Linked DNA regions of Homo sapiens: region 1 is linked to region 2. The links are chromatin loops, found by intact Hi-C in ENCODE. Cell type or tissue: sigmoid colon. All regions are shown on one strand. Each heading gives the region's core, and the rest is flanking DNA. Links, peaks and the distances in the headings are about the cores only.

What was found. A loop is a pair of places that touch in the nucleus more often than their neighbours do. Peaks named below come from ENCODE experiments on the same cell type or tissue, not always from the same donor. Only the 100,000 strongest peaks of a DNase experiment are listed, where the experiment ranks them.
Region 1: a loop joins it to region 2, with 7 times the contacts of the local background. A loop is called at or near these places in 26 of 110 quality-filtered maps.

Annotation. Positions count from the first base shown.
Region 1 is chr10:115,125,239-115,135,889 of GRCh38, reverse strand. ATRNL1 (attractin like 1) reads right to left here. Exons shown (of 29, transcript NM_207303.4): 4 at 8,169-8,297; 5 at 6,355-6,563. Among named protein-coding and RNA genes, the nearest start is that of ATRNL1, 37 kb to the right of the region's middle. In sigmoid colon, for the core only: a CTCF peak has its summit at 5,897 (motif pointing right); no DNase peak of the experiment used is centred there.
Region 2 is chr10:114,545,997-114,556,647 of GRCh38, reverse strand. It overlaps ABLIM1 (actin binding LIM protein 1), which reads left to right. Exons shown (of 23, transcript NM_002313.7): 5 at 8,872-8,998. Among named protein-coding and RNA genes, the nearest start is that of ABLIM1, 110 kb to the left of the region's middle. In sigmoid colon, for the core only: CTCF peaks have their summits at 5,576, 5,775 (motif pointing left) and 7,735; DNase peaks (open chromatin) are centred at 5,162, 7,751 and 8,996; H3K4me3 peaks cover 960 bases; H3K27ac peaks cover 1,618 bases.

The sequences.
Region 1 (10,651 bases), core at 915-8,914, 580 kb before region 2:
AGATCCTATCTCCAAGAAAAAGAAAAACCAAAGAAAAAAAAATGACACACAAGACCAGGTAGGTTAAGCAAAAGAGAAATGTTAGGAAGGAACTCAAGACTTAACATACTTTGAAGTCAGGGAGCGTGATGCCTCCAGCTTTGTTCTTTTGGCTTAGGATTGACTTGGCAATGCAGGCTCTTTTTGGTTCCATATGAACTTTAAAGTAGTTTTTTCCAATTCTGTGAAGAAACTCATTGGTAGCTTCATGGGGATGGCACTGATCTATAAATTACCTTGGGCAGTATGGCCATTTTCACAATATTGATTCCTCCTATCCATGAGTATGGAATGTTCTTCCATTTGTTTGTATCCTCTTTTATTTCGTTGAGCAGTGGTTTGTAGTCCTCCTTGAAGAGGTCCTTCACGTCCCTTGTAAGTTGGATTCCTAGGTATTTTATTCTCTTTGAAGCAGTTGTGAATGGGAGTTCACTCATGATTTGGCTCTCTGTTTGAATGTTATTGGTGTATAAGAATGCTTGTGATTTTTGCACATGATTTTGTATCCTGAGACTTTGCTGAAGTTGCTTATCAGCTTAAGGAGATTTTGGGCTGAGATGATGGGGTTTTCTAAATATACAATCATGTCATCTGCAAACAGGGACAATTTGACTTCCTCTTTTCCTAATTGAATACCTTCTATTTCTTTCTCCTGCCTGATTGCCCTGGCCAGAACTTCCAACACTATGTTGAATAGGACTGGTGAGAGAGGACATCCCTGTCTTGTGCCCGTTTTCAAAGGGAATGCTTCCAGTTTTTGCCCATTCGGTATGATATTGGCTGTGGGTTTGTCATAAATACCTCTTATTATTTTGAGATACATCCCATCAATACCGAATTTATTGAGAGTTTTTAGCATGAAGGGCTGTTGAATTTTGTCAAAGGCCTTTTCTGCATCTATTGAGATAATCATGTGGTTTTTGTCTTTGGTTCTGTTTATATGCTGGATTACGCTTATTGATTTGCATATGTTGAACTAGCCTTGCATCTCAGGGATGAAGCCCACTTGATCATGGTGGATAAGCTTTTTGATGTGTTGCTGGATTCGGTTTGCCAGGATTTTATTGAGGATTTTTGCATTGATGTTCATCAGAGATATTGGTCTAAAATTCTCTTTTTTTGTTGTGTCTCTGCCAGGCTTTGGTATCAGGATGATGCTGGCCTCATAAAATGAGTTAGGGAGGATTCCCTCTTTTTCTATTGATTGAAATAGTTTCAGAAGGAATGGTACCAGCTCCTCCTTGTACCTCTGGTATAATTCACCTGTGAATCCGTCTGGTCCTGGACATTTTTTGCTTGGTAAGCTATTAATTATTGCCTCAATTTCAGAGCCTGTTTTTGGTCTATTCAGAGATTCAACTTCTTCCTGGTTAGTCTTGGGAGGGTGTGTGTGTCGAGAAATTATCCATTTCTTCTAGATTTTCTAGTTCATTTGCATAGAGGTGTTTATAGTATTCTCTGATGGTTGTTTGTATCTCTGTGGGATCTGTGGTGATATCCCCTTTATCATTTTTTATTGCATCTATTTGATTCTTCTCTCTTTTCTTCTTTATTAGTCTTGCTAATGGTCTATCAATTTTGTTGATCTTTTCAAAAAACCAGCTCCTGGATTCACTGATTTTTTGAAGGGTTTTGTGTCTCTATCTCCTTCAGTTCTGCTCTGATCTTAGTTATTTCTTGTCTTCTGCTAGCTTTTGAATGTTTTTGCTCTTGCTTCTCTAGTTCTTTTAATTGTGATGTTAGGGTGTCAATTTTAGATCTTTCCTGCTTTCTGTTGTGGGCATTTAGTGCTATAAATTTCCCTCTACACAATGCTTTGAATGTGTCCCAGAGATTGTGTGTCTTTGTTCTCATTGGTTTCAAGAACATCTTTATTTCTGCCTTCATTTCGTTATGTACCCAGTAGTCATTCAGGAGCAAGTTGTTCAGTTTCCATGTAGTTGAGCAGTTTTGAGTGAGTTTCTTAATCCTGAGTTCTAGTTTGATTGCACTGTGGTCTGAGAGACAGCTTGTTATAACTTCTGTTCTTTCACATTTGCTGAGGAGTGCTTTACTTCCAACTATGTGGTCAATTTTGGAATAAGTGCAATGTGGTGCTGAGAAGAATGTATCTTCTGTCGAATTGGGGTGGAGAGTTCTGTAGATGTCTATTAGGTCCGCTTGGTGCAGAGCTGAGTTCAATTCCTGGATATCGCTGTTAACCTTCTGTCTATTGATCTGTCTAATATTGACAGTGGGGTGTTAAAGTCTCCCATTATTATTGTGTGGGAGTCTAAGTCTCTTTGTGGGCCTCTAAGGACTTGCTTTATGAATCTGGGTGCTCCTGTATTGGGTGCATATATATTTAGGATAGTCAGCTCTTCTTGTTCAATTGATCCCTTTACCATTAAGTAATGGCCTTCTTTATCTCTTTTGATGTTTGTTGGTTTAAAGTCTGTTTTATCAGAGACTAGGATTGCAACCTCAGGCTTTTTTTGTTTTCCATTTGCTACCCGACTTCAAACTATATTACAAGGCTATAGTAACCAAAACAGCATGGTACTGGTATCAAAACAGAGATATAGACCAATGGAACAGAACAGAGCCCTCAGAAATAATACCACACATCTACAACCACCTGATCTTTGACAAACCTGACAAAAACAAGAAATGGGGAAAGGATTCCCTATTTAATAAATGGTTCTGGGAAAACTGGCTAGCCATATGTAGAAGGCTGAAACTAGATCTCTTCCTTACATCTTATACAAAAAATAATTCAAGATAAATTAAAGACTTAAATGTTGGACTGAAAACCATAAAAACCCTAGAAGAAAACCTAGGCAATACCATTCAGGACATAGGCATGGGCAAGGACTTCATGTCTAAAACACCAAAAGCAATGGCAACAAAAGCCAAAATTGGCAAATGGGATCTAATTAAACTAAAGAACTTCTGCACAGCAAAAGAAACTACCATCAGAGTGAAAACGCAACCTACAGAATGGGAGAAAATTTTTGCAATCTACTCATCTGACAAAGGGCTAATATCCAGAATCTACAAAGAACTCCAACAAATTTACAGGAAAAAATCAAACAACCCCATCAAAAAGTGGGTGAGGGATATGAACAGACACTTCTCAAAAGAAGACATTTATGCAGCCAAAAGACACATGAAAAAATGCTCATCATCACTGGCCATCAGAGAAATGCAAATCAAAACCACAATGAGATACCATCTCACACCAGTTAGAATGGCGATCATTAAAAACTCAGGAAACAACAGGTGCTGGAGAGAATGTGGAGAAATAGGAACACTTTTACACTGTTGGTGGGACTGTAAACTAGTTCAACCATTGTGGAAGACAGTGTGGCAATTCCTCAAGGATCTAGAACTAGAAATACCATTTGACCCAGCCATCCCATTACTGGGTATATACCCAAAGGATTATAAATCATGCTGCTATAAAGACACATGCACACATATGTTTATTGCGGCACTATTCACAATAGCAAAGACTTGGAACCAACCCAAATGTCCATCAATGATAGACTGGATTAAGAAAATGTGGCACAAATACACCATGGAATACTATACAGCCATAAAAAATGATGAGTTCATGTCCTTTGTAGGGACATGGATGACGCTGGAAACCATCATTCTCAGCAAACTATCGCAAGGACAAAAAACCAAACACCGCGTGTTCTCACTTATAGGTGGGAATTGAACAATGAGAACACTTGGACACAGGAAGGGGAACATCCCACACTGGGGCCTGTTGTGGGGTGTGGGGAGGGGGGAGGGATAGAATTAGGAGATACACCTAATGTAAGTGACGTGTTAATGGGTGCAGCACCCCAACATGGCACATGTATACATATGTAACAAACCTGCACGTTGTGCACATGTGCCCTAGAACTTAAAGTATAATAAAAAAATAAAAATAAAAATAAAAAAAGGACTTAATATAAAGCTAGGTTTTTCCTCTGTGTTATCTTAATAAAACCCAAGTTTCTAGAGGGTAACACTCATTTTTAAAAAATATACATTAGGCATACAGCCAAACAGAATAAGTAGTCAAGCAACAACAAAGGATAAAATATAATGGAGGTAACAACAATCTGTTACTCTAACCTAAATAATCCAGTTCCAAATAACACCTTGTATAAAACTACCAGATTTTGAACCTCATAAAGATTGCCTCGGCAGTCCGCATTTTCACATGTCTCTCATTCTTTGATCATTCCCCATTTGTCCTAGAAGCAAATCTATCTCCTCTTCTTACCTCACTGATTCCTTCCCATTCTATATATATCTGAAATAAAAACATCATTTTCCCCTAAATGAGTTTGCTCACAATCCTACCTTCTTTGGAGCTATGCTTCCTTAAATACAGAATCAGGATCAGTTTGAGGCACAAAGTAACCAGTCTGCACATAATTTGTCTTGAAAACACCATATTATCTCATTTACAAGGCCTCCTTCAAACATATCAATTCAGAAATCATTTCCTTAATTATTAAGAAAATGGTATAAAATTGTCTTATTTCTGCGTTTTATAATTTACAAAGCACTTTCACACTATTCTCCATATAAAATATATATGTAGTTATAAATATATGTGTATATATGCATACACACACACATACACACACACAGACAAGTAGTTCTTAGACTACTGATAATATAACTTTGCTTTAAAAGTGAACATACCCAGTATTTGCTTCCTCATTTCCATTTGCTTATAGACATATTAGATTCAGGAATTCTTATGATTTGGGACATTACAGATGAGAATAATAGGATATGAAAAGGCCAAAAAACAAAGGCCAGAAAAAAATTCTTAATACTTTGAATCAGATCTATATTACAAGACTTACACAAAATAAAGCATTTCAAAGAAGGACTAATGAAAGTAAGTAAAAAACAGAAAAGGGGCAGAGTTGTTCACAGAGAATGTTATACAAATGTATTCCTCATTTGCTTTTAAGACTGCTGAAATGAGGTGGAGACTAATAGCAATTGAAGACCAGTTTGAAAAATACTGTGTATATGAGCTATATTTCTATTTCTCAGGCCTTAAATCAAATATAATATGGATACACCACTGTCTCTATAGAAAAGACAGTTATTTTAGTTTCACGACAGAAATGAAAATAAAATTACATCTCAAGGCACTTTTGGGGGGAAGAAAAGTCATAAATGATTAAAAGAGTCACTTAAAATACATGTCCCTGTAATTACAAAACATTTAGAAATTTGCATCTGACATAATTGCAATTGGTAACCAAATTCGATTTAATAAGAAATCATAGATCTTTTGTGCAGTTGACATACCTAATATTTTTTAATGAGCTAACATGAGCTTAAGACAGGCATAATTTACACAAAGCCTAAAATAATTCCTCTAAGTAAGTACTCAACATACCCAACAACACTTTTTTGAAAAGGTCATCTCAGGAATAATGAATACAACTTCATGAAGAGTATGTTCTCTTTGGTTTTTAACTTGGGAACTATTGCTACTATTTATTACACTGTGTTATAATAATACATAATCAAGTACTTCAGGTTATGTAATTATTGAGTCAAATTTCCCTATTTCAACAGGATTAATATGTTGGCACAAAGGAAGCTCTTCATAGGTAAATGTAACTAGCAAAAAGTAAGCTCTAGGTGGGTAGGTATATGTATAAGCATATCTCTTAATTTCATAATGACAATATTTATTATTTTATATACAGATAAATAAGCCAACATTCTTCACTGTAGTCTAAACTTAATCTTTGATGATAGATATTTATAAAAATTACTTAGAAATTCTTTCCTAGGTATCTGACTTCTGCAATAGGCAGCTAAAATACTTTTAAAAATAGTCTAGTTCTTTTTAAAATAGCCACAAGATGTCAGCCTTTCCTAAGAAATAAGTTTCATATACTGCAGTCCCTTTGAACATTTATTTTTGTAGTATACTATTTATATTACCCTTATAAATCAAATTTGAATGCACCACATTAAATTCAGTGAAGTCACCAAATTTGGGGAGATTCAACAACAAATTACAGAAGACCATAATTATCACACACCTAACAATTCAGTTTCATATATAACTTCATTTGATCTTCAAAGTAGTATGGAGACAAAATCTTTGCCAATTAATTCTATTTGTGACAAAAAAATTATTAAGAAGTTGATTATTAATCTGAACATTCTAAAAATAAAAGTAAATATATAAGGCTTGGGTGTGCAAACTATAACGAAACAAACGTGTGGAATTTGTATTAATCTATTACATATATGAATCAATGTTTCAAAAGCCATCACACCACACATGCTTACCTTGCCAACTATCATTGCAGACACATAATTTTTCTCCAGTCAGGTCACAGTAACCGTGATCTGGACTGCCGCAATTGGCTTTACAGTAAGGAATATCACAAGCTTCACCCTTCCAGTATTTATCACATTCACAATATACTTGACTTGGAACAGAGACACTAGTTGTACACTTCCCATGACCAGAGCAATTGTTAGGACAAGAATTGATTCTGTAAAATATAATTCATATATATTCAGATTCAAGGTAATTGAAAAAGAATTTTGGTTGATACATCATAAACTTTATAATTTTTATACTGTGTCCTATGTGCTTATAAATGTAACAGAATTTCACAATGTAGTTTTAATTCTTTACTCTGTACCCTCTTACTCTTATGAAATTGTTAGTATTTATTTGCAGTTGGTCTTATTTTATTCAACAGATTTACTTTGATACCAAGACTCCAAATGTCTAACGACTACATGCTCAACATCTGCAGGATCTGTACGGTTCCAGGCAAAATGTTTTGTAAAGACTTAAGTACTCAATGTTTTGATTGTATATTTTACAGAAAAAAATTAAATTCATGAAAATTCAAAACTATATGAGAAGTCAAGATATAACTTGGTTGTATAATATAAAAGAGCATGCTATCACCCATACACTGTTATTGAAGAAAAGGTATGTTTATCATATTTAGCTTTAAGACTCTTTTTTTTTTTTTTTTTTGAGACACAGTCTCGCTCTGTCGCCCAGGCTGGAATGCAGTGGTGCGATCTCGGCTCACTGAAAGCTCCGCCTCCCAGGTTCACACCATTCTCCTGCCTCAGCCTCCCGAGTAGCTGGGACTACAGGCGCCCGCCACCATGCCTGGCTAATTTTTTTGTATTTTTAGTAGAGACAGGGTTTCACCGTGTTAGCCAAGATGGTCTTGATCTCCTGACCTCGTGATCTGCCCGCCTCGGCCTCCCAAAGTGCTGGGATTACAGGCGTGAGCCACCATGTGATTATATTCTACTATATATTTGTTCTCCCTTGCATACATACTTGGATACGTTGTAGGATAAATAAATTCCATAATAAATTGCTGATTCAAGGATATTTATAATATTTCTGGTGAAAAATTCTCTGGTTACCAATTTCTACATTCTGAAGAAAAGAAAAAAATAATATATAGACTTCCTCTCTAGCCATTCCTGTGAAAGCATCTCTCATTACTTCACCCTCAGTCTTCTAGATATAAAAATGTATATAAAGTATCAGGCATATAATAGATTCTCAATGAATATTACTTTTCTTATTTTAGAGGAGATAGTGGTATAGCCACTTAACTCTTAAGCCACAATTTCCTCATGTGTCAATGGGAAATATACCCACTTGACAGAATTGAAGGTAATTAAATGACATAATGTATGCATAGCTTTCAGTACAGTCTCTGCAATAGGGACTACAAAAACTTAGCTCCCATAATCCTCTTCAAATTACAAGTGATATACCTTAGAGCACTGAAAGGCAGTTCACAACTCCCTGCAGTCTCACCACATCTGTTGCTACCAGTAAAGCTACACTAGTACTTGTTTACTTAATCACTTGCCAAAAAACAATTGTCAATTTCATAATTAATTTTCAACCAAACTTATAGGTTTAGATCACGTTTTGTGGCATATTATTAAGATTTTATGTCACTTAAGAAGGGATCCTGCCTACTAATTTGAAATTTAACACGGTAGCCTGCTTCTGGTATACAAGACATTAATAAAAATAAACAAAAAAAACCTCTTTTACATTAAATTACAAGAATCATTAAAAGAAGGAATTTTTAAAAAATACTTACGAATAGAAAATGTTGAAACCAGTTAGATTATACGCAGCATCACTAAAAAAATGTAACAGTGCATAGCCAGATGTAGTAACAACTTCAGGCACAGTTTCATTGCCCCTTATTTCAGGGACTATCAAACCACTAAAAGAGAACAAAACTGAATATTGTATGTATAGATATACATAAGACTGTTAAGCACATAAAATTTACTCAGAAATATTCTTACCAGGATCAGTAATGCTTGTACGTCAGAATGGGCAACTAAAAGGAGAATACATCTAAAAGAAGTCCCTATCCATTTCTCACTAAATTAGTTCTACTACTGCTGCCAATACACTAAAATCTACTCTCATGCCACTGTACCCCATTTTTTTTCTTATCACTATTTGTAAGGCAATGTCTCATTTCTCCTTTTTGTCCTGCTATCCATCCTGTCATAATACTACAGGGTAGTCTTCCACTTAATTCATATAAAACTTCACTTAAAGTCACCTTGCTACTCTAATAAAACCCTGTACCTTTACTCATTCTGATTGGTTTAAAAATCCGATGAAGCTGGAAGACACTCTACATCAGTTAAGCAATTACAATTACATTCTAGTTATAGCTGTACATTTCCAATACATTTATCTAGGTGATTTAAAATATTTACTTCAAAAAATTTAAAACTATATAGACTTTAATGTTTTTCTAATTTTGCATATCTATGCAAATTGCATTAATATATAACTATTCCAAGACAGAATATTGCTCACATAAGCCCATAAGCACACAAACAAAAACTTGGGGTGGGGGAGATATAAATGTACAAAATAGTTTTAAACTGGTAACTTGTACTTCTTTTTAAGGATACTTGTTCATGAGGAAAATTACCTATCTTCATTTAGTTATATGTTCTAACCTCTCTAAATCTATGAAAACATGCAATTGGTGAAAGAAAAGAAGCTGCTAACAAACAAATTATATAACTCGACACGGTCAATTCCTTTAAACAGTTAAAATTATGTTTAGGTACCACTAAGAACTGAATTCCCCCATTCAAATCATATTTGACACATAAATGAAATATTATAGTCAAATAATTGATTTAGAAAATACATTCTCAAATGCAAACAAGTTAAAAAGTAATCAACTCTTGATTTAACGCTTTAGTAATTATTATTACATCTACTAGGTTATGTTTGTGAAGCAACAAATGATTTTAAAATGAGACTCTCAAAACAATACAAACCCTATGACACCAGTCTTAAGTTATACATACATATTGTTCATTGTAATAAAATTATATAAAGGTGAGTATTACTAAAAATAGGTCTTTATAATAGATACAGCTAGTCTCTGAGCGCTCTCTGAAAAAGATAAAAAGAATAGGTCTGGGCCAGGCGCAGTGGCTCATGCCTGTAATCCCAGTACTTTGGAAGGTGGAGGCAGGCGGATAACGAGGTCAAGAGATCAGGAACATCCTGGCCAACACAGTGAAACCCCATTTCTACTAAAAATACAAAAAAATCAGGTGGGCACGGTGGTGCATGCCTGTAGTCTCAGCTACTCGGGAGGCTGAGGCAGGAGAATCGCTTGAACCTGGGAGGTGGAGGTTGCAGTGAGCCGAGATCACACCACTGCACTCCAGCCTGGTGACAGAGCGAGACTCCGTCTCAAAAAAACAAACAAACAAAAAAGAATAGATCTGTTTGGTTTTTTGTTTACAAGTATTTTAAAAACAATAAATAAAAGAGAGTTTCCACTTCCTGTATAATACACCAGGAAATTCGGACCAACTGAAATCTAGTAAAATGACAAATTATATAAAAACAAAAAAATCAGCTTGAAGGCCTGCCCAGGCATTGAGGTCATTTACCCTATTGGCATTTGCTGATTTCAAGGCTGGAGGTAAGATTTGAAGGGCTAAAAAAAACTCGGTGGTAATTTCAGGGATTTTACAGAATGAAGGAAAGAAAAAGTGAAACACAAGGCCTTCACGTTGAACTGGGACTCCAATGGTTGGAAGTGAAAGCAAACTACCTAAAGTTAGGCCCTCCAAAGGACTGCACTGCAGCTGAGCTATGAATCACCTCAGTATCTGAGTTTGGATTGAGTTGAATATGGATTGCGAGTGTCCCCAGGTAGTCTCTGCAAGAATATAATCTTTCTAGGCCTCAAATTATTACTATATATGATTTTCCAAACAACAACGTCCAACACACAATTGTCCAGCACACAGTAAAAAAAAAAAAAAATAACACTTCTCCATTCCAATGCATTCTCCACATTCTAAAAACTCTTGCCTACAGAATAAAAGCCCAACTTCTTTAGTGTGGTGTACAAGCAAGCAATATTACAGTGATTAAGGGATTAGGACCTATAATTACATAACCTTGATTCATATTCTGACTTACCAGCTAGGCAACCTTCGGGCCACTCACAGAAAATCTCTGTGTCTCAATTCTGCATTTGTAAAATTACAATATTAATACCTACCTAAAGGTTATTTTGAG
Region 2 (10,651 bases), core at 1,575-9,574:
AGGAGAGGTTTTCAAGTGCCTGAATCATTTCTGCCTCAAAGATGTCAAAACTGCTGCCCAACTCTTATACAAAAATAACATAAGGAAAGTCTGGGTTTTTTAATCCATGTGTTGCAAACTCATGGTCCTAGGAAGGCCAGGCTAGTAACACAGTTGCAAGTGGTCAGTTCAAGCATGAGAACAGGTGGCAACTGACACACTTATGGAGGGATGGAAACCCTTGCCGACTGGAACTATCTGTCCCGTATAAAGTGAGCAGTCACCACGTGTCTCTAAACAGTGATTCCCGTGGTGGAATCCACATGTCAGGGGCTGAGCTAACATGCTGAAGGCTTGTGTTAAAGGCAGCTTGTTAGCAGAATCTGATCCACGTTCAGGTCACCCTTCTCTTGTGCCCCTTCTTTCTCTTTCGGATAGAATGAGTATTCTCCCACATTCCACCTCCACCATTTTATTACACAAGATTGGGAAATCCATGTTCTCTAGGAACAAATGAATGACAGGATAGATGACATTAAATTCAGGACCTCAACTTACCCAAACCCTAGAACTTAAATTTGTTTTTTTTTTTCTTGGAGCTCCTTAGCTTGAGTCCTGGCCAGGGACAAAGTACTGTAGTTAACAGTCTATTAAAAGGATATTTTATAAGGTCTCCAAAGTCTTATTCCACTTTCTATTAATAACAACCTAAATCTGAAATGATTTTGTTTCTATTTATTTTTTATCCATGTGTATAGCCAGGAACTTATTTTGTACTTTTGTTTATGACAAATATGGTTTTTTGTTTTTTTTTAAGATCTATTGTAAAAAAGCATTCCAAGGAAAGCTTGAATTTTCTTGAACATACCTGGGCAACAGTTTCAATACTGAAAATTGATTTTTTAAATGTTTTATTTAAAAATTTTTATAGTAAAGGGCATGCTCTGAACTGTCTTAAAATCCCTCTGGACGTTTTATAAGTCTCAGTTATCTCAGTGTCTCAGCAAGCATTGGTTAGATGCATAAAGTTTCTCCCTAGTTTTTTAATGTAATGATTTACATTCAGTTCACAATAGTTCTCTACGTAGTCTTTACCTTTGAAGGAACACCTCATGCTCTTGTTCTGTAGTGTCTGTTTTTGCCCCTTTACAATGAAGGAGGCAGGAACCAGAGAAACAAACCCATGATCGGAGATTTAAAGTGAGAGCAGTCCTGTAAGCATCAAAGCCTGGGTTCAAGGGCATTTGAGAAAAGAAGATTTGTCCTCTGTGGTTAATTGGGCAGGCAAAGCCCGGGCCCACTCCAGGCCTTAGTTTCCGGTGTGTAAAATGAAGCATTTGCATCAGATGGTCTATAAAGTCCCTCTGGCTCTCAGATATTCTGTGGTCTGTAAAATGCAGATAATCTCTATTCTCCCAGGTTAGTGGGAGCCCTAAGGTAAACTGAGATAACAGACATGCAAACTTCAGAACACAAGATGTTAATTTTCTTATGATGATTATGAAACTAATGAGAATCTAAAATGCCTTCCCCAGAAGCTGACAGTGGGCCATTTACAATGTTTTAAAGGGAAGAGGAAATGTAAGTTATGTTAGATTATCGCAGGTATCAGGACAGTAGAGACACCAAGTGTTTACATGTATGTGCCTGAAATTCGGCTCGGTAATTACACATATTACGCAGCCTGGGAAAGCAGGTATTGCTAACCTACTCATTTTACAGATGAAAAAACTGAAGCCCAGTGGTTGCCTAGTTTGCCCAGGGTCCCTCTGTTCAGTGTCAGAGCTGGAATTTGACTCCAGTGCTCTTCAGCTCCAAAATCCTTAACTGCTGTGAGTTGCCCAATTAGTGTCTAGGATAGGCCAAGACACACAGGGGACAAAACAGTGAAGACTTATTTTTCCCTATTGCTACTTTTATTATCCTCTATCAGAGCTGCCTTTTCCACCTTAATTATATCTTTTAGAGACAGGGTCTCAGTCTGTCACTCTGTCACCCAGGCTGAAGTGCAATAGCGTGATTATAGCTCACTACAGCCTTGAGCTCCTGGGCTCAAGCAATCCTCCCACCTCAGCCTCCAAAGTAGCTAGGACTTGCAGTCCTAGCGCTGCCACGCCTCGCTATTCTATTTTCTGTAGAGACGGGGGTCTCACTATATTGCCTAGGCTGGTCTTGAATTCATAGCCTCAAGCTATGATCCTCTTGCCTTGGCTTCTCAAAGTGTTAAGATTTAAGGTGTGAGCCACTGTGCCCAGTCTGATGATATCTTAGATTACATAGCTTTCTTGTCACTTTCAGCTCTTCAAAGTCCAGTCCTATTAAAAATTCTCTTCCCCCATCCATTTCAGAGCTTCACCATTTCCTAGGTCAGGCCCAACCCAAATTGGAGACCGGCAATGAGGCTGGTCTTTCTTATCTCCTTTCTGTCCTTCAGGGTTCCTTTGGGGTTTTGGACAGGGGGTGGGGAGTAAGTAGTTGAGGGGACAAGGTGTTATGTAACTGGCGTTATTGTGCTTCTTTCTGCTAACACTGGCTGGAGACTTTTAGTTGGGATGGGGAATACATTTTGAGTTATTTGACCAAAATTTCTGATTAACCTCTTGCAGCCCACCCTTCTCCATTTCCCAGAATCAGCCCCTACTTCCTCATGGTCTCCTCATAGCTTGTTACTAATGAAGTCCCCCTACTTAGCAGGCACCTTTCTCAGGTGGACTCATCAAGATGCTGGGGTGTGGGTACCATCCATGTGATATTCATGCACCCCCAGTAATGTGGGTACCATCCATGGGACATTCATGTACCTCCAGTGAGCTGAACAGTGGAAATTCACACCACATCACTTCTGTCTTCTCATTCACCTACCATCAAGGGTGACTCCAGCCAGCTTCCTGCCTTCCCAATTCAGTAGGCTCCAGACTCTTTGTCCATGAATGCTTCTAAGCTCCAGGATACATCAAAAGCTTCTCTTGGCTGGCACAGCAGCTGTAGGGCCTGAGTTTCCCCACTTAGTAAACATCTAGGCAGAGAGTGGGAGGCTGTTCCTCCTTCTAACAGGATCCTGTAACCCTTGCAGCAGAGCAGAGGGGAACACCACTCTCCTGCTGTGTGAAGAGCTCGCTGCTGACTCTCAGCTCTCTGTTTTCCAATGTCTGATTCCAGAGTTGGGTAGGCCATAGGGTTGATAGTCATCAGGCAGAGTCTACCATCTTTTGATAAGTCCTGCAAGGATATTCCTAGCACCTTTCCTTGGAAGATGGGATACTTCTCCCCATCGTTCTCACCTCGGAGGTTTTAGCCAAAAATTCCAAGACACTAAGAAAAGTCCCATTCTGTATTCTGGAAGTTTTGATCCTGGCTAGGTAGTTGCTCTGAATGGAAATTACTACCTTTGTAAATGACTCTACACATTCGAAGCATGCAGGCCTGGGAAGGTAGCGGTGGCTGGGAGTTTAGCTAGCACATGGTTCTCTTTTTTTATAGCTAGCCCCATGTCCTCAGCCTTCTTTTCCAGAGAGGCGTCTTCACAGAGTAAGACATCTTTGGGGCCCTTATTCATCTCAAATGAGAATTCCAGGAAGGCGGAAATAGTTCTCAAGGAGAACATAGGTGCCCAGGCTGAGAGAAGCTTAATTGCTGCCCAGGAGATGACTTCTCTCTTAACTTTCTATCCCCTAACAGTGGTCTTTATTTTCAAGTTGTGTCTTTGCTTCTTTCATAGCTCTGGGATGTCTGAGCACTGAAGTGCTTGTAAAGAACCCAAGACCTAACTCTGCTCCTAACCAAGGAAAAAGGGAGTCTATTGAGTGGCTCACATGTACCAAGCATTGTATTATGCAAAACACTTTACCATGCATGATCTCTTCTCTTTTTTCCTGAAAGCAACGTGTCCCCTTCTTCAACTTACTTTTGCAGCCCAAGTGTCCATAGCCCTATGCTAAAATATATAAATAAACAAATAAAATATATTAAGAGTGACAGGCAATATCCCTATTGTCAAGGATATTAATTGCCTTTGAACAAAATGATATCAATTTGGAAGCGGCTATGTAGATGGATGTTAATTTAACCTGGACGTGAGTAGCCAAATCCCTGCTTTTTTCTGGCTTTTGATGCCAAGAGTGAAGGGCTCAGGGTCAAGTGTTTAAGGTCAGGCTTTTCTCTTTTTTTTTTTTTTTTTCCATGTTAGGTCATTATTTTTCCTGGGTAGGACACTGGCAAGTTCCTCATGGGTTTTATTTCCTCGATGCCACTGCATATTCACCTACTTCTGACGTTGGCAATAATTCCAATGCCAATCACCAGCTTTCTATATTTATCAGCAGCTGCTTCAGTGATTTGGAAACAATTTTCTCAACAGCTGAAAAACATGAAGATACAGAGTAGGACATTTTGTTCTTTATGAAAGAGCTTAGTTGGAGTGAGCGTGGAAGGAGTGAGCAATCCAGCATGAATCTTTTGTCTCTGCATCTTTTCCACTCTCTCCAGCACAGTGTCAGGCTTGAGTGAAGACCATGGCTTTGTCCAGACAGGAGTGGGTAGGCTCTGTGAAATATACCAGAATACTTCGGGTCAGGATTCTCACGTGGGCTGGTATTCCCTTATCTAGGAGGTGCTCTTTGTTGATTTGCTTGATGTGTATCATAGGGATTGGCAGGAAGGAGGCCTAACCTTAGCCTTTATTTGCAGCCCAACCTTACCAGCTGGCTGGTAAGCATTCAGTGAATATTTTTCTATAAAACATGTAGAGTGGCTGTCCCCCATGAGGCACCGTGCAGGGCATGGAGGAGCTCAATGGTATAGATACCACCTGTGAAGTCAGAGAGCTTCCAGTCTGCAAGGCACTTTGACTAGAATGATTGTGAAAACTAAATGGTACCATGTTTACAAAGCCCTCACGTGGTACCTGATTCTAGAAAGCCCTCAGTGCAGAATGATCATAGTGGTGAGGCAGGAAAATAGGGTCTAGAGACTGGGAGCCTAAGGCGAATCTGAAGTTGACTTCTTAGAATTAAATCAAAAGGAAAACTTCAGCCTCTGGTTGGTCATGGGCCAATCTTTCACTTCAGTCTCTGATTGTTTGCAGGTCAAGTTTCCACTTCAGCCTCTGATTGGCCCTGGGCCAGTCCTTCATTTATATAGAGTGTAACTCCACTTCAGCCTCTGATTGGCCATGGGCCAGTCCTTCATTTGTATAGAGTGTAACTCCGCTTCAGCCTCTGATTGGCCGTGGGCCAGTCCTTCATTTGTATAGAGTGTAACTCCGCTTCAGCCTCTGATTGGCTGCAGGCCAAGCCCTCAAGACTTTCTATCCCCTAACAGTGGTCTTTATTTTCAAATTGTGTCTTTGCTTATTTCATAGCTCTGGGATGTCTGGGCACTGAGGTGGTTGTAAAGAGCCCAAGACCTAACTGCTCCTAACCGAGGAAAAAGGGAGTCTATTGAGTGGCTCACATGTACCAAGCATTGTATTATGCAAAACACTTTACAGTGCATGATCTCTTTTCTTCCTGATAGCAGCCTAGGCAATGGCTGTTGTCCGCATTTTACAGATGAAGAAATGAGGGTTCGGAGAGAGTAACTTGCCCGAGTCTTCCTGACACCAATGCCCATGCTGCTCCTACCTTCCCCACACCATCCACCTCCCTGGACCTCACTTTTGGTGCAGCAGAGAGACTGCAAACAGCTCTGTCAACCTCCCTGAGCCCATCCATTGTCATTTGTAGAAATGAAAAGCCATCTCTGAAAGTTGATTTTCTCTTTTAAAAATTCTATTGAACAGCATCTTCCTTATTATTAAAATCTTTGCTGCCACCTAGTGGGAATTATGTAATTAGAAGAATAAAGAAAAATTTCAGTTAGACTTGGATTAAAAAATTGTCCATTTCATCCTGGAAAAGGCAAAACTATGTAGACAGTGAAAAGATCAGTGGTTTCCAGGAGTTAGGAGGAGGGAGGGATGAATAGATGGGGTACAGAGAGTTTTTAGGGTAGTGACACTACTCTGTATGATACTATAAGAGCGGGTACATGTCATTACTACCTTTGTCCAAACTCAGAATGTCCAACATCAAGACTGAACCCTAATGTAAGCTGTGGACTCTGGGCTATCATGATGTGTCAGTGTCAGTTCATCAATTATAACAATGGTTCCACTCTGGTGGGGGATGTTGCTAATGGGGGAGGCTGTGCACGGGGAGGGACTGGGGTTGTATCAGAAATCTCCGTACCTTCTGCTCAATTTTGCTGTGAACCTACACCTGCTCTAAAAGTAGTCTTTTTTTTAAAAAAAACTATCAGTTTTCTTACATCCATACTGTGCTCCTAAACTTTAAAAATTATATTTTTAAACTAATATCGTGGCCTTCCATTTTTATCTTTATAGTAAACTACCAGATGTGAGATTCCTTTTATAAAAATTTTGGTCAGATGTTGGAATTCATATAAACCCCAGCTTTTAAAAAAATGCTTAATCTTTTATGACCATCTAATATACACTCATATGCATATGACCATCTAATACACACTCATATGTGTACTAGATAATGGGCCATACATTAAGAAATTCTAATTTGCAATATTCAGAACTTATATTTTTAAATTTTATAAATAGTCAAATTTTTTACATTATCATGGTTTAAAAATTCAAACAACACAGAGGATGTGAAGTTAAACAGTAAAGTCCTCCTCCAGAGAGGGAAGTTTCTTAAGAATTTTTAATGTTTTCCCCCAGAAATGTTCTATTCTGGGACTAGGACACACACACCATTTTCTTTACTACTTTTTTATGAATGAGCTTATGCTATGCTTACTGTTCTATGGCCTGCTTTTTTTACTTGATCTATTTTGAACATCTTTCCATGCCAGAGCACAAATCTGCCTCGTTCTTTTGAACAGCCCATAGTATTCCATTATCAACTATACTATAATTTATTTAACTGGCCCTTCACTGATGGTCCATATAGCCTATTTCCAGTTTTTGTTATTAGAGAAATGCTGTAGGGAACATATGCATGCACATATGTGCTTTTGCAAATATATTTGTAGAATAAAATCTTAGACATAAAATAATTACTGGATCTCAAGGTTATGTGAACACCCACTGTCCAAGATCGCCAGAAATACACCTGTCATTAAAAAAAAAGAAAAAGAACGGGTTAAACTAGCTGCAGCAAGAGGGAAGCCAGAGGAACTGTGAGCCCACTCTGGGTGCAGTTTGGAGGAGTTTTCACAGCATTTGGGCTTATGCTGGGTAATTTTATTTATTTATTTAATTACTTTATTTATTGAGACGGAGCTTCGTTCTTGTTGCCCAGGCTGGAGTGCAATGGCATGATCTCAGCTCACTGCACCTCTGCCTCCCAGGTTCAAGCAATTCTCCTGCCTCAGCCTCCTGAGTAGCTGGGATTACAGGCGTGCACCACCATGCCCGGCTAATTTTTTGTATTTTGTAGAGACAGGGTTTCACCACATTAGTCAGGCTGGTCTTGAACTCATGACCTCAGGTGATCCATCCGCCTCGGCCTCCCAAAGTTCTGGGATTACAGGTGTGTGCCACCGCACCCAGCCCACGTGCTAGGTAATTTTAAAGAGGATTCAAAGGATTAGAAGCAGTTCTAGGTTAAGTGTTGTCAAGAAGCAGGACCAGGTCAGCGATTGGGTCTCAAGGTTTTCTGGATGGTCAGAGAATTAAAGTTGGGCTAGAAGCGTCATTAGGAAAAAGCAGTGGCAGTCACGGATGTGGTCAGAAGAGGGGGTTGTTTCATCACTTTGTGTACCAAGTGGACTCTGTCTTGGTCCAAACCTGGCCACTAAGTGGACTTGCCAGGACATGGCTTTATTCTGTGTGTGTTCTGTCTGATCAGCTTGGAACACGTGGCCAACTTGACACGTGCTTGCTTTCATTCTCTCAGGTACATTGATGTGGAATGTCTGTAGTTGTTGAAGTTGCTTTCCAGAAAGGTTGCACCAATTTACAGTCTTCTGGTTTCTTTTTAATACCCAACTTCCCTAACAGAATGAAGCAGTCGATAATCAGATTAATTATGGCAATTGTAATAACAGCAAATGTTTCTAGTCACTTCCAATGTGCCATCTACTGCTAAATCTATTAAATGCACTGAATCCTCATCAGAGGGCTGAGACCAGGTGCTGATAACATTCCCACTTCCCTAAGAAGAAACCCAGGCTTCAAAAGGGTGTAACTTGCTTTGATCACATAGCTAGCCAACGAGGAGTTAGCTGGGGTTCCTCACTGGGATGTCTTATTCCAGGCCCACACTCTTTACCATGAAGAAATAATTTCTCCTTTATTGTCCTTCCAGGAGCCTGCCAAGGAGAATTGAGAGCTAAGGAATTAAGAGCCACTTAATTGATGATCACAAATCTTTGAAAGGCTGGTTTGGATTGATAAGGAAGTAGGGTCCCATTTACAAAAATGAGATTTACGGGCAGCCTCCAGGAGTAATCACGTATATAGTGTTAGGCGAGGCATCAGCATAAAGTGCTGAGTTGTTCACAGTGCCCTCAATTAATAAATGCCTATGCGCACTTTCTTAAAATCACAGCCAAGACACTATAATTAAATATTCTCTGGGCGATCTGTAGCTCAGAGGATACATTAAAAAACCCCCAAGTAAGCAGATGGGTGAAGGACATCCGTCCCCGTAGATCCACGGAGGTTCATGAAGCTTCCGTTCTGTGTCCTTCCGAGGACGCAGCCTGTGAGCCTTCACCAAGAAAGATTTTGTGCAGGGAAAGAAACTGACCCGAGATGGTGCTTGAGTAAATATTGATTGAGTGTGTGATGGGCACACAGTGGGGTTGAAATTGGGCTGCCTGCTTGGATTTAGCAAAGGAAATGTGTAGTAACCACTGGCGGCTGCTCTTTTTCAGATTGTGCCGGCTGCGGAAGAGATATCAAGAATGGGCAGGCGCTGCTGGCGCTGGATAAGCAGTGGCACTTGGGGTGCTTTAAATGCAAGTCCTGCGGGAAGGTCCTCACCGGGGAGTACATCAGCAAGTAAGGCTGGGCGCGGGCACGCGTTCCTTTCAGTGGGCACCGGGCGTTGTGGTTCTTCTGCAGGTCCTGGTCTCAGGGGCCCCACCCCATCAATGGTGCTGAAATTGTTCACATCCTGCCATCATAATGAACTTGTTGCTATAAAACTTTTGAAAAGAATTGTATTCTTTTGCCTTGGCTACTATAAACCTAATGATATGTTAATCATTGCCTAATTTAACAATTAATGAAGCTGACACTGTTACACTGTATGTCATTACCAATTAAGCATTTAATAATTTCCCTGTTGCTGTTCATTCTCCTATGAGGAACTAGTAAGCCTTTGTTCTCCTTCCAGGGCTGGAGTACATTCATAGACGCTCCCCAAAAACACACAAAGCCTAGGTTGTGGGCCTTTTAGGACTGCACAAAACAGCCTGCCAGGAAATGGGCTCATGTTCAATAATAGTGGATAATAGCTACAGTTAAGGAAGTGAGGCTTTTTTTTTTTTAAATGTAGCCTGGCAATGAGGGGAAATTTTCCACCGTATACCTTTTCATGCCTTAAAAAAAATTTTCCTGCTGGGCGTGGTGGCTCACACCTGTAATCTCAACACTTGGGAGGCCAAGGTGGGAGGATCACTTGAGTTCAGGAGTTCGAGACCAGCCTGAGCAACATAGCAAGACCTCATCTCTACTAATATAAATAAATAAATAAGCAAGCAAGCCAGGCATGGTGGCACATGCCTGTAGTCCCAGCTACTTGTGAGTCTGAGGTGGGAGGATCACTTGAGCCCAGGAGATCAAGGCTGCAGTGAACTATTATCGCACCACTGCACTCCAGCCAGGGCAACTGAGTAAGACCTTGTCTCAAAAAATAAACAAATAAATTCATTCATTAATTCATGCATTTCCCCAACCACATGAAATCACCTATTCGAAAATATTAATGAATGTAGTTTAAAAATATAGTGAAACAAACAAGCAAACAAAAGGTTGCTTGGGCCCCACCCACTAGAAATCTAATTCTACAGGCCCAGGGTAAGGCTGAAACACCTGCACTGAAAGGGCAAGAAGGCTGGGTGCGGTGGCTCATGCCTGTAATCCCAGTACTTTGGGAGGCCGAGGCAGTCGGATCACCTGAGGTTGAGAGTTCGAGACCAGCCTGGCCAATATGGTGAAACCTCATCTGTACTAAAAATACAAAAACTGAGCCGGGCATGGTGGTGGGCACCTGCAACCCCAGCTACTTGGGAGGCTGAGACAGGAGAATTGCTTGAACCTGGGAGGCGGAGGTTGCAGTGAGCCCAGATCGCACCACTGTACTCCAGCCTGGAGACAGAGCAAGACTCTGTCTCAAAAAAAAAAAAAAAGAAAGAAAAGAAAAGGCAAGAAGCTCTTCAGGTGACCATTATGGACAAAATAAGACAGGTGCCTGGCTTCTAACGGAACATTGCAAGCTATGCGGGGGTGGGTAACTTGGCAGTCTAGGGTGGCACTCTATAGCTTTTCCATGCAATCACACACAGGATATAATATTTTTCCTGTGCTCCAAGGAGGTTGACTGAGCTGAAGGAGGCGGCCCTGGGCTCCGGAGGCCTCCTGAGAGCTGAGGAGGTGGTGTCTGCAGGCTGTTCAGAGGCTGTACTCTGGCATGTGGGCCCCTTGTAGGGG